Regions from separate parts of the Homo sapiens genome. Here region 2 is linked to region 1. Evidence: chromatin contacts called from ENCODE POLR2A ChIA-PET data. All regions are on one chromosome and are shown on one strand. Each heading gives the region's core, a stretch centred on a gene start or an enhancer-like site at or near the end of the contact. The rest is flanking DNA. Distances are from core to core; before and after follow the strand shown.

Region 1 (7,450 bases), core at 3,033-5,532:
ATTTAGAATCTCAACCCTTCTGCATCTCTCTCTTCTACAATATCCCCCACCCTGCTTTCTAGTTCCTCTGCTGCTCTGAATCTATTATCTGCTTCCATAAGCTGGTAAGGAAGACTGTGGCTTTCCATCATCTGGTCTGGGACAGGGGGTAGGCAAGCCACGAACTCAGAGTTGTTCCCCAGTGTTTCAAGTGTAAATGCTTCTCGAATTTCTGTCTGTCCTTCAGTATTTTCTAGTACCTTCAAGTAGTTGTTTTAAATATTTTTGTCTGGTTTTTAATCATCATTTGTGAGAAGAATTGTCCTCCCTTTTTATGCCATCATTAACAGATGCCTTCCTTCCTTTAGATTATTTTAAAGCAAATCCCAGATATCATTTCTTTTCATCCGTAAATATTTCACTGTGTATCTCTAAATGATAAGGTTTTCTGTAAAAGAACCACAATTGATGTATTTCTATAGCTGCCGAGTACCTATACATTGCCTTTGGTTGGTATGCCTTTTAAATTTCTGTTAATCTGGCTGGGTGCTGTGGCTCACACCTATAATACCAGAACTTTAGGAGGCCAAGACAGGCTGATCATCTGAGGGCAGGAGTTTGAGACCAGCCTGGCCAATGTGGTCTCTACTAAAAATACAAAATTAGCCGGGTGTGGTGGCGTATGCCTGTAATCCCAGCTACTCGGGAGGCTGAGGCAGGAGAATCGCTTGAACCTGGGAGGTGGAGGTTGCAGTGAGTCAAGATTGCACCATTGCCAGCCTGGGTGAGAAGAGCGCAACTCTGTCTCTAAAATAAATAACTAATTAAAAAATTTCTTTTAATCTACGTAGCTTTTCCCTATTTTTTCTTTGAAGTTTATGTATTGAAGAAAGTAGGTCATTTGGCCAATAGAATTCTTAGATTCTGCGTTTTCCTGGTTGCGGTCTCATGGCATTAACATGTTCCTCTGCCCCTCACTTTTCCTATAAACAATAGTTAGATCTGTGAGCTTATTTTGATACAGGTTTAATTTTGGGGGTTGGGGGGCATGCTGGGGAACAGTGTTATTAGGTACTGGTCTTCCTATTGCATCACATTAGGAGGCATGTAGCGGGTTCAGGTTTTGTATGTCTGTTCCATCTGCTGCAAGTATATATATATATATATTTTAACCTGCTACCTTAAACTATTAAGGGTTAAACTTCACCTAATAATATTAACAGACATTGATTAACATGGCTTAGGAATTCATTCATTCAGTGGATAGGTAAGGAAATCAAGTTTTTATGATAAAATACTTCATAAATACATACTGATAATTCCAAAGCAAATTTGGTAGTACAGAATTTTTACTTAACCTCATTGATCTTATATTTTTATCTCCTTTAAACTATGACAAAATCCTTGGTTTTAAGTGACACAGAATACTCATTTGCTTTATTCCATGAACTATTCACAACAGTCTCCGAATACAGTACCTAAATCAGCAAACAGAGGAAAACTGAAAATTAAGATTTTGTTTTTTTGCAGTTTTATTCATCCTTACGTCTTATCCCACTAGGTGTGTCCCGTCAGTTTACTGTATTTTAAAGTCACCACTCTGTGGTTATGCCACCAGTTGTGGATTTATACATCTAGGTTTATTTGTTTTACTTTAAGAATTACTTTCTCTTTTAAAATTCATTTTTCCTTTATAATTATGTAAAATATTTGTGATAAAGTCAAATTTACAGAATGAGGTATATTCAAAGAAGTCTAGCTTCTGTTGTTACCCAATCCTTTCTTTCCTCAGAGGTAACCATTCTTAGTTTTTAATTTTATGGCTTATCTTTTCATTGTTTCTTTCTTACTATAAGTAAATATTTGTGTTTCATTTTATCACTCACTTTCATAGATACATGGTAGCATTCCATTCTATATGTACTGTACTATGTACTGTGCCTTTTTTCCTCCCCCCTCTTAATTGTATATCCCAGCGATCACTCCACAGTGGTCTATAAGGAGCCTCCTCAGTCCTCTTACAGCTGCCTGGCACTTCATTGTGTGGATGTACCGTAGTGTGTCCAACCATCCCCCTATCAATAGACATTTGGGTTAGTTCCAGTTTTTGCTGTTGTACAAATTGCTGCAGTGAATAGTCTTGTACATCAGTCTTTTCATATTTTTTGCCAGGGTGTTGAGGAAGAGGTCCCTAGAAGTAGAATTGCTAGTAGAGGACAAATGTGTGCTGTTTTGCTTAAAATTACCATATTCCCCTACATATGGGTTGTGTGATTTTCTGTTCCTACCAGCAGTGTATGAAAGTGCTTGTTAATTTACAGTTTTACCAACATAGTATATTGTCAAACGTTTGACTTTTTGCCAATCTGATAGGTAAGAAATGATGTGTCTGTACAGTTTTAATTTGCCTTTCTCTTACTATGAATGAGCTTTTCTAGTGTTTAAGAGCCGTTTGTATGTCCTTTTCTGCATATTTTACATCTCTCAAACAGATTTTTTTTTCTATAGGGTTGTTGGCCATTTCCTTTATTTTTAGAAGCTATTCATATATTAGGTATATTAATCCTTTGATATAGATTATAGTTTTCCCCATTATTGTTTCTCTTTTTAACTTTTCTTAAGGTACTTTTTGTCTTGGTGGTTTTAACTGAAGTGTACCTACTTAATAAATAAACTGGAAATGTGAGGAATGAAAATATTTTTTATGACCATGCTATCCTTGGATTGTATCTCCTTCAGTTTGGTCTTTTTTTTTTTTTTTTTTTTTTTTTTTTTTTACAAATTCTACTCCAATTTTTCTCTAGCTGTTAAGTTTCCTATATTATGAAGTCTGGGCCTTCACTTGTGCAAGATGAAAAGCGGGTCTACATATATATGGTCTCTATCACTGTTCTCTACTTGAAACATAGAGCTTCATAGATAAGTATTTAACAATTAAGTACTCGTTTCAGAAAGTACATTAAGTACTATAAAGAAGAAACAGAAGATGCAGCGTTTCTCTTTGGCAGCCTGTATAGAGCTCCGGCTTTCTACATGCTCACTATACTTGAGATAGTTATTTCAAGATTTTTAAAACTAAAATTACTCTTGGTGGCAAATCTTTTGCTAGTTTGTCTCAGCCTATTTCCAACACCTCAGAGCTACAAGTAATTCTGCATTAATTCATTTAGCCTTGGCTCCCCTTTGGTGCTTCCCAGCTTGACGTGGAGTAAGCTGCTAAAAATTTCTGAGAACACTGAGGACCTCAGGTGGTCTTCTCCTTCCTTTCCCTCTAAGTTCGTCTAATTTGGGGAACTTTGTTCTACTTGGGCTTGGAAGTAGCAGAGTAATTCTTTTTAGAGATAAGATTTCTGTTGGGTTCTAGTCTTCTGTTTTAAGCCAGATGTCTTAGGAATTGTTTAGAAGGAATGTTTTCTGCCTTTAATCTTTAAGGCCATAGCTGCATTGACCCTCAAACCAAGTAGAGTCACCAGGTGTCTGGAAGAGACAAACTGGGGCTAATATGTTGCATGACAATGGAACATCCAAATGAAGTGCCCAGCAGCTTGCCAGATATATTGATTTGGAGTTTGAGAGAGAAAATAATTAGGAACTTATATCACTATAGATCATAGGATCAAAGAATTTTAAAGATGTAAGGGACACTAGAAAATAGTTCAACCCATCCCCATTGTACAACTGGAATCTGAAGTTCAGATTATTAGAGTTTGTCCAAGAGTCCATAATTAGATATTGCAGTCATCTGTTGTAAGCTTGTAGTTGTGCTTTAAGAGGGATTCTGAGAGAGAGAGAGTATAAGTACGGTGGGGCACCCAGGTAGTAATATGCAGGAAGTAGAATTGGCAACAAAGGACACAGAATGAAATGGTGAGATGGCTAGCGGAAACATAGGGAGAATGGCATCACAAAGGCAAAGGGAGGAAAGAATTTCAGTTTAGTGGATAGTCAACCAAGGCATTTCACTTAGCAGTCAGGAATGAAAAAACGATACTGAATTTGAACATTAGGAAAGCTTGGTAAATTTCAAGAGTATAATTTCTGCAAAGTTGGAACACAGTGAATAAAAAAGTGCTAAGAAATTGAGGACAATTGAAAAGTTTAGCAAATGATAAGACAAAGCAGAAGATAGTAGATAGTGAGGACAGCAGAATCAATAGGAGGGTTTCTTGGGAAGGCCATCTTTGTTTTAAAGTTTATGGGGAGAGAACCAGTGTGCGAATGGAAGTAGCTAGGGGGAGAAACTGAAAATGCTAGGAAGACTGGGTGTGGTGGCTCATGCTTGTAGTCTCAGCTGCTCAGAAGCCTGACGTAGGAGAATTGCTTGACCCAGTAGTTCGTGACCAGCCTGGAATATAGCCAGACCCTGTTTCCATAAAAAAAAAAAAGCTAGGAAGGTAAAAAATAAATGTGAAGCAACAGGATTCCCCCTTTGAGTAGCTCATGCTTACTGTGCAGTTTCAGTACCCCATACTGTTCTAGGTATCTTAACATGTCATAACTCATTCACTTCTCAAAGCTCTGTGGGGTTGGTACAACTATTATCTCTATTTTATAAATAAGGAAACTGAGGCAGTAAAACACCAATTTGCCTGAAGTCCCGTAATCAGTTCATGGTACAACTGAAATTGAGGCCCAGCTGGCTTTTTGAGTCTGCCCTCTGAATCACCAAATTGTACTGCCACTCTTCCTGTTGTAAATGTTGTTTATAAATGTATTTAATTTTATTACACAAGTAAACTTGAACCTGAAATTTTTGGGGTCTAAAAAAATTTGTTTTGCATGATTCAGTGGTAATGTAATAATTGCTCTTGAATAAGCATAATAATTGAATAATTATTCCCTTTAGGTTGTGCATTATGTGTGACTCTTCCAATGAGTTTATTAAACTTTTTCAGGTAAGTATTTTATTTTTTAAATGGGCAAGAAATATGAAAAGTTTTAGCAGTTGTTAGCTGAACTTAGGGATCTATTTTCCTTTTGGAGTCAGGACATTTTGAAAAGGTCACAAAACCTATATTTTAAATCTTTAATGGGGTAGGATAGTTTAGGGTGTCGATGGTGGCTAATGTAGTCATTTCAAACACAGCACAAAACTACTAGTTCTTTTGTTACGGTTTTGGACTCATCAAATAGTCTTCTAATGAGGCCAGGCGCGGTGGCTCACACCTGTAATCCCAACACTTTGGGAGGCCGAGGTGGGCGGATCACGAGGTCAGGTTCGAGACCAGCCTGACCAACATGGTGAAACCCGTCTCTACTAAAAATAAAAAAATTAGCTGTGTGTGGTGGCACATGCCTGTAATGCTAGCTACTCAGGAGGCTGAGGCAGGAGAATTGCTTGAACCTGGGAGGCGGAGGTTGCAGTGAGTCGAGATCGCGCCACTGCACTCCAGCCTTGGCAACAGAGCGAGACTCTGTCTCAAAAAAAAAAAATTTTAGCAAGATCATAAAAATTCTGAATGTGTGTAGTTTAGGACCAAACTGGACCTGTGCTGACTTTTCTTAAATAGCCCTTATATAGAAGTTCCTGTCTGGGTTGCGGGGAGAAGGGAGATGCTCAGGTGGAGTTTCATTTCTCTGATCTATGTGCTTCTCCACTTTTGCTCAGCCACACTGAATTTGCCTATTGTGTCCTGAATATATTTTGCTCTTTCCCTTCTTAGTAATTTTACTCCCACTGCTTCCTTTGCTCCTTTTTCTTCTGGTTGAAACATTTTCTTACACTTCCCACTTCATCCTTTAGCTCTCAAATCTGCGTAGCAGAATCTTATTTATGTTAAACCAAGCGCTATTAATCTTCTTCATTTATTTGAGCTGGCAGTTATTTATAGAAGCCATACAGTTTAAAGCTCTGAAGGATGTAGAGATTATTTCTCTACATTTTCTTCTCATTTTATAACAACGAGGCTCTCATTGGGCAACATATTGCCCGAGGTCGTGTGATCAATGGCGGAAGCAGGACTGGAATTTGGAGCTCTGTTCAGCTGAGCAGGCGTGTATTGTATAACCTCCTGTGTGCTTAGAGACACTGAGATGTGGTATGCCAGTCGCACCTCAGAGTCTTTCATTGTGAGCTGTCTTACTCTAAGTTCTCTATCACTTTGTGTCAAAGCCGCACTTTGAGGTACTCTTCTAGTATTTTATGTTCATCTTATTTACCCCATTAGAATATCTCATAGAACAAAGTCCAGATTTTATTCATCTTTATATTCTTAGCACAGCAGTTGATAGTTTGGTTTAAAGAGAAAAAAATGGGATTAGAGGTCAGAAGATTTCAGTCCTAATCCTGGCCCTGCCACTTGGTACCAAGTTTTGTAAATTTAAATTCTCTTATCCTCACTTAGCCTGTCTGTAAAATGGGATTAATGATGTTGGTTCTGTCTATGCCACAAGATTATTGTGAGTATAAAATAAGTGTATAAATAAGGAAACTATAAACTACAGTACAAGTACTGTACAATTTATATGTAATAATGTTCTTTATATTACTTGATTTTTTTTTCCAGAAGCTATAAAAATAACACCTTGAAACTCAATTCAGTCTATGAAGCTATGGTTCCCTTATTTTCTCCATGCTTGCTGTTCATTTTGTCTACAGCGTGGATCCTTTGGTCACCTTCAGATATTTTAGAGCTACATCCTAGAGTATTCTACTTTATGGTTGGAACAGCTTTTGCCAACAGTACAGTAAGATTTTTTTCTTTTAAAAATCATAATATATATTAGGATTGTATGACAGAATTTGATAATTTGAAAAATCTTTAATATTAGAATAAACAGATTTTAACTTAAAGATTTTTATTTCAGAAATTTGAAAGAATAGTAACCTCAAAGACTGAAATGCTGAAAATTATTTTATTTTGCCCTTTGAAACCAATAGGATTGGAGACTACAGTAGTATTTTGGAACTATGGCACACTTAAATTTTTTATTTTGGTTGCCCGCTGAAGAATTCATGGAAAAAATTTATAGATTCCCTTTAGACTCTAAATATATTACCAGTATGGCTAAAATAGCTGCAGACTTAAATGATTATTCTAGGAAGCTTGGAAGAGATTTTTGAGAAAGAGAAAACACACACTTTAAAAATCAGCTGATTTTAAGATTAAGAACGTGGAATTTAAAACTTTGTAATAAATAGAACATATTCTTATAAATTCCTTTCCATGCTGGACTGTGCAAGAGAGCAGACAGGAAGCAGAGATCAGGAGTTGAGAAAAGACTCTGATAGTCCTGAAAGCCAGAAGGTCTGTGTTCTAGCTCAGGCTGGGTCCTTAGAAGTTTTTATTTTGTAACTTAGCTACTCATCTTATGTTTCCATGTTTGTAACGTGTGTAATATCTCAAGTCTTGCTGATTTTATAGGGTTTAAATATCTAAAAACACTAATGCATTGTATAAAAAGTGTCTCTGAAAGAATTAAATTATATTCAAGTAAGGTCTTCAAAAATAAAGGAGCCAAAGAGGTTTTG
Region 2 (7,450 bases), core at 2,176-4,675, 370 kb before region 1:
TGAGTGGGTGGGGCACCGCTTCCCACCCCAGTTTATCTGGTTTTCCCAGGCAGAATAGTACACTGAAGCTGTAGGCAAAGAGGAAGCCCAAGATAGGGGAAGGCCAGGGTGTTGGTTCCTCAGTTTGTTGAAATCAGAGTCATGAAGCAAGACAAGCCAGGGCTTGCTCAGCATTTCTCCTTCCTGGCATGGGTTCACCTCAGCCCCAATTCAGTGGCAGCTCTGTTGGTTCAGAGGGGTGAGGTATCCAAGAGGAGGAAGCTTGTACAATCCTGCTAGCAGGGGAGGGCTGATGGTAGGGTGGAGTTTCAAAGGAAGCCTCTGACATCTGACAAAGGCTGAGTCAGTTATATTGCCCCATCTCTGAATCTGGCTTCTCCTGCTCCTCTACCCTACCCATCCTGCCTTCCAGACACACCAAAGTTCTTTTTATCCCTGACCATGACAGGCATGGCTGCTGTGTGCAGCTTCATAGGTTGTGCACTGCACAGTTCCAGGAGGTGCTATTCCCATAGACAAAGGAGTGAATAACAACTCCAAGAATCATGCACAATTGTACCAGGCAGCCCCGAGCCAAGCCCTTTTATGACTTCCTTCCTTTCCACATATTGCTTCCCCTGCCACAACTGCCCTTGTTTGCCTTTCCTCCCCCCATTTCTTTATATGGTGCAACATCTAACACTTAGTTCTCAAATTCTGCCCAAATATAATCCTGGTGAACACAAACATAACAGAATGCATATGGAAGACCTGACATACAGGAGTCTCGAACTGGCACATTGCCAGCTCATTAAGCTTGGTAGTTTTATTATGCCTGTGGGGTGTTCTAAAAGGTAATGTAAGTAAAGTCCATTAGAACAGCTAAGATGAAAAATACACAATACTAAGTGTTGGTGAAGATGTGGAGCAACTGGAACTCTCATACATTGCTAGTGGGAGTGTAAACTGGATAGCTACTTTGGGAAACTAGCGGTATCTACTAAAGTAGAAGAGATACCTAGTCATGATCTAGCAGTTCCTAGAAATACATACACATGTACTCCTAGAAATATGCATACATACATAGGCTTCAAAAAAAGTGCAAAAATGTTCACAGCAGCACTATTTATAATAGCCCCAAACTAGAAACAACTCAAATACCCATCAACCTTAGAATAGATGAATAATATGGTATATTAATAAAATGGGGATGGGCACAGTGGCTCATGCTTGTAATCCCAGCACTTTGGGAGGCCAAGGTGGGTGGATCACCTGAGGTCAGGAGTTCGAGACCAGCCTGACCAACATGGTGAAACCCCATCTCTACTAAAAATACAAAATTAGCCGGGTGTGGTGGCACATGCCTGTAATCACAGCTACTTGGGAGGCTGAGGCAGGAGAATTGCTTGAACCCGGGAGGTGGAGGTTGCAGTGAGCTGAGATTGTGCCATTGCCCTCCAGCCTGGGCAATAAGAGCACAACTCCGTCTCAAGAAAATACAAATGGCTGGGCACGGTGGCTCACGCCTGTAATCCCAGCACTTTGGGAGGCCAAGGCAGGCAGATCATGAGGTCAGGAGATCGAGACCATCCTGGCTAACACGGTGAAACCCCATCTCCATTAAAAATACAAAAAATTAGCCGAACGTGGTAGGGGCACCTGTAGTCCCACCTTCTCAGGAGGCTGAGGCAGGCGAATGGCGTGAACTGGGAGGCGGAGCTTGCAGTGAGCCGAGAACTCGCAAATGCACTCCAGCCTGGGTGACAGAGCAAGACTCCGTCTCAAAATAAATAAATAAATAAAAATAAAATAAAATAAAATAAAATGAGATGTAGGCCGGGTGAGGTGGCTCATGCCTGTAATCCCAGCACTTTGGGAGGCCTAGCTGGGTGGATCACCTGAGGTCGGGAGTTCGAGATCAGCCTGACCAACATGGAGAAACCCCATCTCTACAAAAAATACAAAATTAGCTGGCTGTGGTGGTGCATGCCTATAATCCCAGCTACTTGGGAGGCTGAGGCAGGAGAATCGCTTGAACCCGGGAGGCGGAGGTTGCAGTGAGCCAAGATTGCACCATTGTACTCCATCCAGCCTGAGCAACAAGAGTGAAACTCCATCTCGAAAAATAAATAAAATAAAATAAAATGGGATGTTACATAGCAGTGAAAGGAATTATTTCTTCACACAACACACAGAAAAGGTCAGACACAAAAGAATACATACTGCAAGTTCAAAAACAGGCACTATGGTGTTAAAAATTAGAAAAGTGGCTCCCCCGTGAGGATGGGTAGTGATTGGAAAGGAGCATGGCGTTTCTGATGTGCTGGTAATATTCTATTTATTAATGTGAGAGGTGGTTGCACAGGTGTGTTTATTTTGTGAAAGTTTATTGAGCTGTATACACTTAGGATTTGTGTGCTTTTGTGTATGTGTGTGATGCTTCAATAAAAACAATTACTTAACAGAAGAAGACAATGTCTACTTTTTGCCATGATGAAGGAATGGGGTCTAGATTTATCCTCTCCTTAATCAAGCAAAAAGTTGAATGAAATATATGAAACAGTGGTTTTAAGACATTGGTCATTGGTCAACAGGGAACTCAGGACAGTGATCCTTAAGAGAAGGGAAACCAAGGAGGTGAGCAGAGCAGATGTCCCAGCTGGAGAGAGTGTCCAAGCTATAGCACAGAGAACGTGGGCTCCTGGAGACCTGCAGAGGAGTCCCCTGACTTTTTTATTTTTGAGACAGGGTCTCACTTTGTCACCGAGGCTGGAGTGCAGTGGTGCGAACATGGCTCACTGCAGCCTCAACCTCCTGAGTAGCTGGGACTATAGGTGCAAGCCACCACACCTGGCTACTTTTTGTATGTTTTGTAGAGACAGGATTTCATCATGTTGCCCAGGTTGGTCTCAAACTCCTGAGCTCAGGTTATCTGCCTGCCTCAGCCTCCCAGAGGGCTGGGATTACAGGCGTGAGTTATTGCGCCTGGCTTCCCCTGATTCTTTGGGTTCCAATCAGTCACGTGTGTGAAGAAACTACTGACACACTGGGGAAAGGAACCCTGGAGAGGAGGAGGAAATGGATCCGTCAGCAGAGCTTACACAGGCTGGGGAGAGCTGGTGTTCCCATTAACTAGAGTAGAAAGACCTTCCAACCCACTGGGCATAGAGTGACACACACTGAGGCTGTGAGGCTAAACCTGCAGCAGTGAGAGAAGTAGTGGGTCTTAAGTCTAAACACGGCCTCTCAGGGGCCAGGTCAGACTAGAGGGAAATTTGATCTGCTAAATCCTCTGAGATTGAGCTAAAGCTTCTTAAGTCTTCCTGGTATGCATGAGACAGGGAGGGTCTTAGAACCTCGGGTACAGCTGAGCCTGTGTGCAGGAATTCAGTAACCCCAGGTGTGGACTATCAGTTTGAAGTTATCTATTGATATGTTTGTTTTTCTCTTATGCGTCATCCCCTCATCAGCGCGTGCACTCTGTGAGGATAGAGATCTTATCTGACTGTGTCACAAGGGCTCCGACCAATGCCTGGCACGTAAATGGCACTCAATAAATATTTGTTGAACTGATGTTGAATGAATAAACTCGCTCTAAACCAAACCCACGAGGGAGAAACCAGATGCAGCATTATTCATTCATTCTGTGAAATGTAATTGACAATAGGCCCGAAGAAACCCCTGTCAGCACATTCCTTGCTTTGTGGAAGGCACACTTCAGAAGCTCAAAGTATATCCAAGAGTCACTTTGTAAATACAGAGTAGGGCTAAGGGGACTTGAAAGATCTTAAGAGCCTGTGTCACTGAGCTATGGCACCCCGATGAGTCATGCTTTCCCACACAGGGACAGGCATCCCTTGCCAAACAGGATCCTGCCTTGCCCAGCACTGGCCTCTCTTCCCTGTCACCGTGGGAGAAACACTGACAGTCTGTCCTCTCCCACTTCTCTTCTCGGTACTCCTTATCAATCATAATGCTTCGGTCCTTTCTACTTGACCTCACATAACAGTGTCTTAGATTACACAGTGTCCCTTACTCGTTACATTTTCCATGTGAATTTGGCCACAATTTCATACATCCTGCAAAAGACAAAATAACCTAGACATGGATCAAGACCTCTCACTACCTAAGTTGCAAAGTCCCTCAGTCACTGTCTCTCGATTTCCCTATCTTTAGAAAATGAAATAATGTACCTTTTCCATCTAGCCTACAGGGCTGTTAAGCAAAAACAAACAAACAAACAAAAAACTGAAGAACATGAATATGAGTGGCTCAGAAGTTGTGATTTAGGCCAGGCACGGTGGCTCACACCTGTAATCCCAATACTTTGGGAGGCCGAGGCGGGCGAATCACGAGGTCAGGAGTTCGAGACCAGCCTGGCCAACATGGCGAAACCCCATCTCTACTAAAAATACACAAAATTAGCTGGGCGTGGTGGCAGGTGCCTATAGTCCCAGCTACTCGGGAGGCTGACGCAGGGGAATCACTTGAACCCGAGAGGCAGAGGTTGCAGTGAGCTGAGATCGTACCACTGCACTCCAGCCCAGGTGACAGTGGGAGCGAGACTCTGTCTCAAAAAAAAAAAAAAAAAAAGTTGTGATTTAACCTTTCTAATTAAAGTTCTATACTAGATTTGCCACTAATGAACTACATGACATGAGATCATTTTGTCAGATGCTTAGCCCAGCATCTTATTCTTAACAAGCCTCCAGGAAATATTTATTATTGACATGGGCTCTATTGCCATGAACTGAGATACCTCCCACTTTCCCAAGGAGCATGCTTGAGGAAAAATAGTTGCTTTTTAGGTAACTATTGTGCTTTTGTTTTGTTGAATGCAAATGATATGAGGTGATAAACTTGGGACCATAACTGAATGGTCTGGAAGAAAAGAGGGAATTCAGAAGTTGTATACGGAAAGAGATGAAGGGAGGAAAGTTGGCAATATGGTAGTAAGGGAGAAAACTTTTGGAGGGAGAACAGGTTTAGCTAGTGGAGTGGAGGGATCTAATTAAGCTTTGCTTTATGGTGTGTGATGTAATCCTCTTCTGTCTTCCCATGAAGCCTTCAGTAAAATCTCCTTAGTCATAGGTATTTTTGAATTTGGATGTATTGGAGGGGATGCAAACAAAGTTCTCAGTTTGGACTTGAGTTGTATAAGGAGTGAGAGCAAAGACCAATCATCTCCTGGTTATATTATCAATTTTAAAATGAGGAGGTGAGGCCGGGCCTGGTGGCATATGCCTGTAATCTCAGCACTTTGGGAGGCCAAGGCAGGCAGATCACTTGAGGTCAGGAGTTCAAGACCAGCCTGGCCAATATGGTGAAACCCCGTCTCTACTAAAAATACAAAAATTATCTGGGTGTGGTGGCAGTTGCCTGTAATCCCAAATGCTCAGGAGCCTGAGGCAGGAGAATTACTTGAACCTGGGAGGTGGAGGTTGCAGTGAGCTGAGATTGTACCATTGCACTCCAGCCTAGGCATTGCAGTGAGACTATGTCTCAAAAAAAAAAAAAAAAAAAAATATATATATATATATACATAAACACATATATATATACACACACATATATACATAAATATATATATATATATATAGAGAGAGAGAGAGAGAGAGAGAGAGAGAGAGACAGAGACAGAGACAGAGAGAGAGAGACAGAGAGAGAGAGACAAGGTTTCCACCCAGGCTGCAGTGCAGTGGCACAGTCTTGGCACACTGCAACCTCTGCCTCCTGGTCTCAGGTAATCCTCCCACTTCAGCCTCCCAAATAGCTGGGACCACAGGCATGCACCACCATACCCAGCTGATTTTTTTGTATTATTAATTTTGTGGAGATAAAGCTCATCACATTGCCCAGGCTGGTCTCAAACTCCTGGCCTGACATGATCTGCCCGCCTCGGCCTCCTAAAGTGCTGGGATTACAGGTGTGTGCCACTGCTCCCGGCCCACACATTGCAATTGGTTGAAAGTCTCTTTTATCTACAAATCACCCCTCTGACACTTTTTTTTTCCTCACAATTTATTTGTTAAAGAACCAAAGTTATTTATAATAGTGATAAATTGATGAATTATTAAAGTTAGGCTGGGTGTGGTGGTACATACCTGTAATCCCAGTACTTTGGGAGGCTGAGGCAGGAGGATCATTTGAACTCAGGAGTTCAAAAACAGCCTGGGCAATATGGCAAAACCCTGTCTCTACAAAAAATACAAAAATTAGCAGGGTGTGGTGGTGTGCTCCTTTAGTCCCAGCTACTTGAGGGGCTGAGGTGGGAGGATTGCTTGAGCCCAGGAGGTTGAGGCTACAGAGAGCCGAGACTGCGCCACTGTACTCCAGCCTGGGCAACAGAGTGAGACCCTGCCTCAAAAACATAAAAAAATTATTTTTAAGGAATTATTAAAGTTAGATATTATTAAGTCAGCTATATCAGTACAAAATGTAGAGACTTATCTGCAGTTTGTGAAAAAAGGCCTAGGATTTTTAGCTGGCCACAAACCTATTAGAGCAAACATCATGACACAGTTGCCAAAATCCTAATCTACACTTAGGTTACATTAACACCAGTACATGTGTACAATGAAAAATGTGGTCGTCTTTTCTACTACACCAGGTCAAACCATGCCTGGCATATCATGCCTGATTGTGGCTCCCACACTTTAAGAGAGATTGAAAAACTGGAGTGATTAGACAAAGTCCTGACGCTGGTAAGAGAGCTATAACATCCCTCCCCTGGCAGGGGAGCCTGGAGGAAAGAAGGGGAAGGGGTAGAGCTGGCTGTTTGCCTGCAGGAGACTCAAGACAGTGGGTCCTTAGCAATGAGAATACACAAAAGGCAGTGATGGGAGAAGGGGCCCTGGAAAACCCACCTTCAGGAGTTTTAAGGCTAAAGAAAAGGAGGAAGAAGGGAATGAGTTAGTGAGAGAGTACACAGAAATTATCAGATCCAACTGTGTGGTAGTAGCCAGTGGGACAGACACAAATTAAGAGTGCATGGAATTATGAAGGGCTGGGCATGGTGGCTCACGCCTGTAATCCCAGCATTTTAGGAGGCCAAAGCGGGCAGATCACTTGAGGTCAGGAGTTTGAGACCAGCCTGGCCAACATGGTGAAACCACGTCTCTAATAAAAATACAAAAGTCAGCCGGGCATGGTGGCGGGTACCTGTAATCCCAACTACTTGGGAGACTGAGGCAGGAGAATCGCTTGAACCCGTGAGGCGGAGTTTGCAGTGAGCCGAAATCATGCCATTAAGCTACAGCCTAGGATACAGGGTGAGACTTCATCTCAAAAAAAAAAAAAGTGCATGGAATTATGAAGTCAGGACTGTGGTGTGGTCTGGGCTGGCAGACGACCAGAAAACAACTGGCCCATGTAGGTATAAATACAATTTATTGGAGACCATTGGTTTGGACTGAGCTCCTGCACTAGGTCCAACAGACCAAACCAAAATGAAGTTACTCATGCTGAAGTT

Evidence for each region. ChIA-PET counts read pairs that join two places held with the same protein, here RNA polymerase II (POLR2A).
Region 2: POLR2A ChIA-PET joins it to region 1 with 15 read pairs in activated T-cell. The contact joins two enhancer-like sites. POLR2A ChIA-PET finds 5 or more read pairs at or near these places in 3 of 52 experiments (OCI-LY7, PC-9 and activated T-cell).

Annotation. Positions count from the first base shown.
Region 1 is chr2:26,378,474-26,385,923 of GRCh38, forward strand. It overlaps SELENOI (selenoprotein I), which reads left to right. Exons shown (of 10, transcript NM_033505.4): 7 at 4,826-4,874; 8 at 6,486-6,666. Among named protein-coding and RNA genes, the nearest start is that of DRC1, 20 kb to the right of the region's middle. Within about 2 kb of position 4,283, at least 2 of the 41 ENCODE cell types and tissues checked have a DNase peak (open chromatin) inside an H3K27ac peak, as active enhancers do.
Region 2 is chr2:26,008,891-26,016,340 of GRCh38, forward strand. No RefSeq gene overlaps it. Among named protein-coding and RNA genes, the nearest start is that of RAB10, 21 kb to the right of the region's middle. RefSeq lists enhancers at 2,404-2,905, 2,906-3,405. Within about 2 kb of position 3,426, at least 19 of the 41 ENCODE cell types and tissues checked have a DNase peak (open chromatin) inside an H3K27ac peak, as active enhancers do.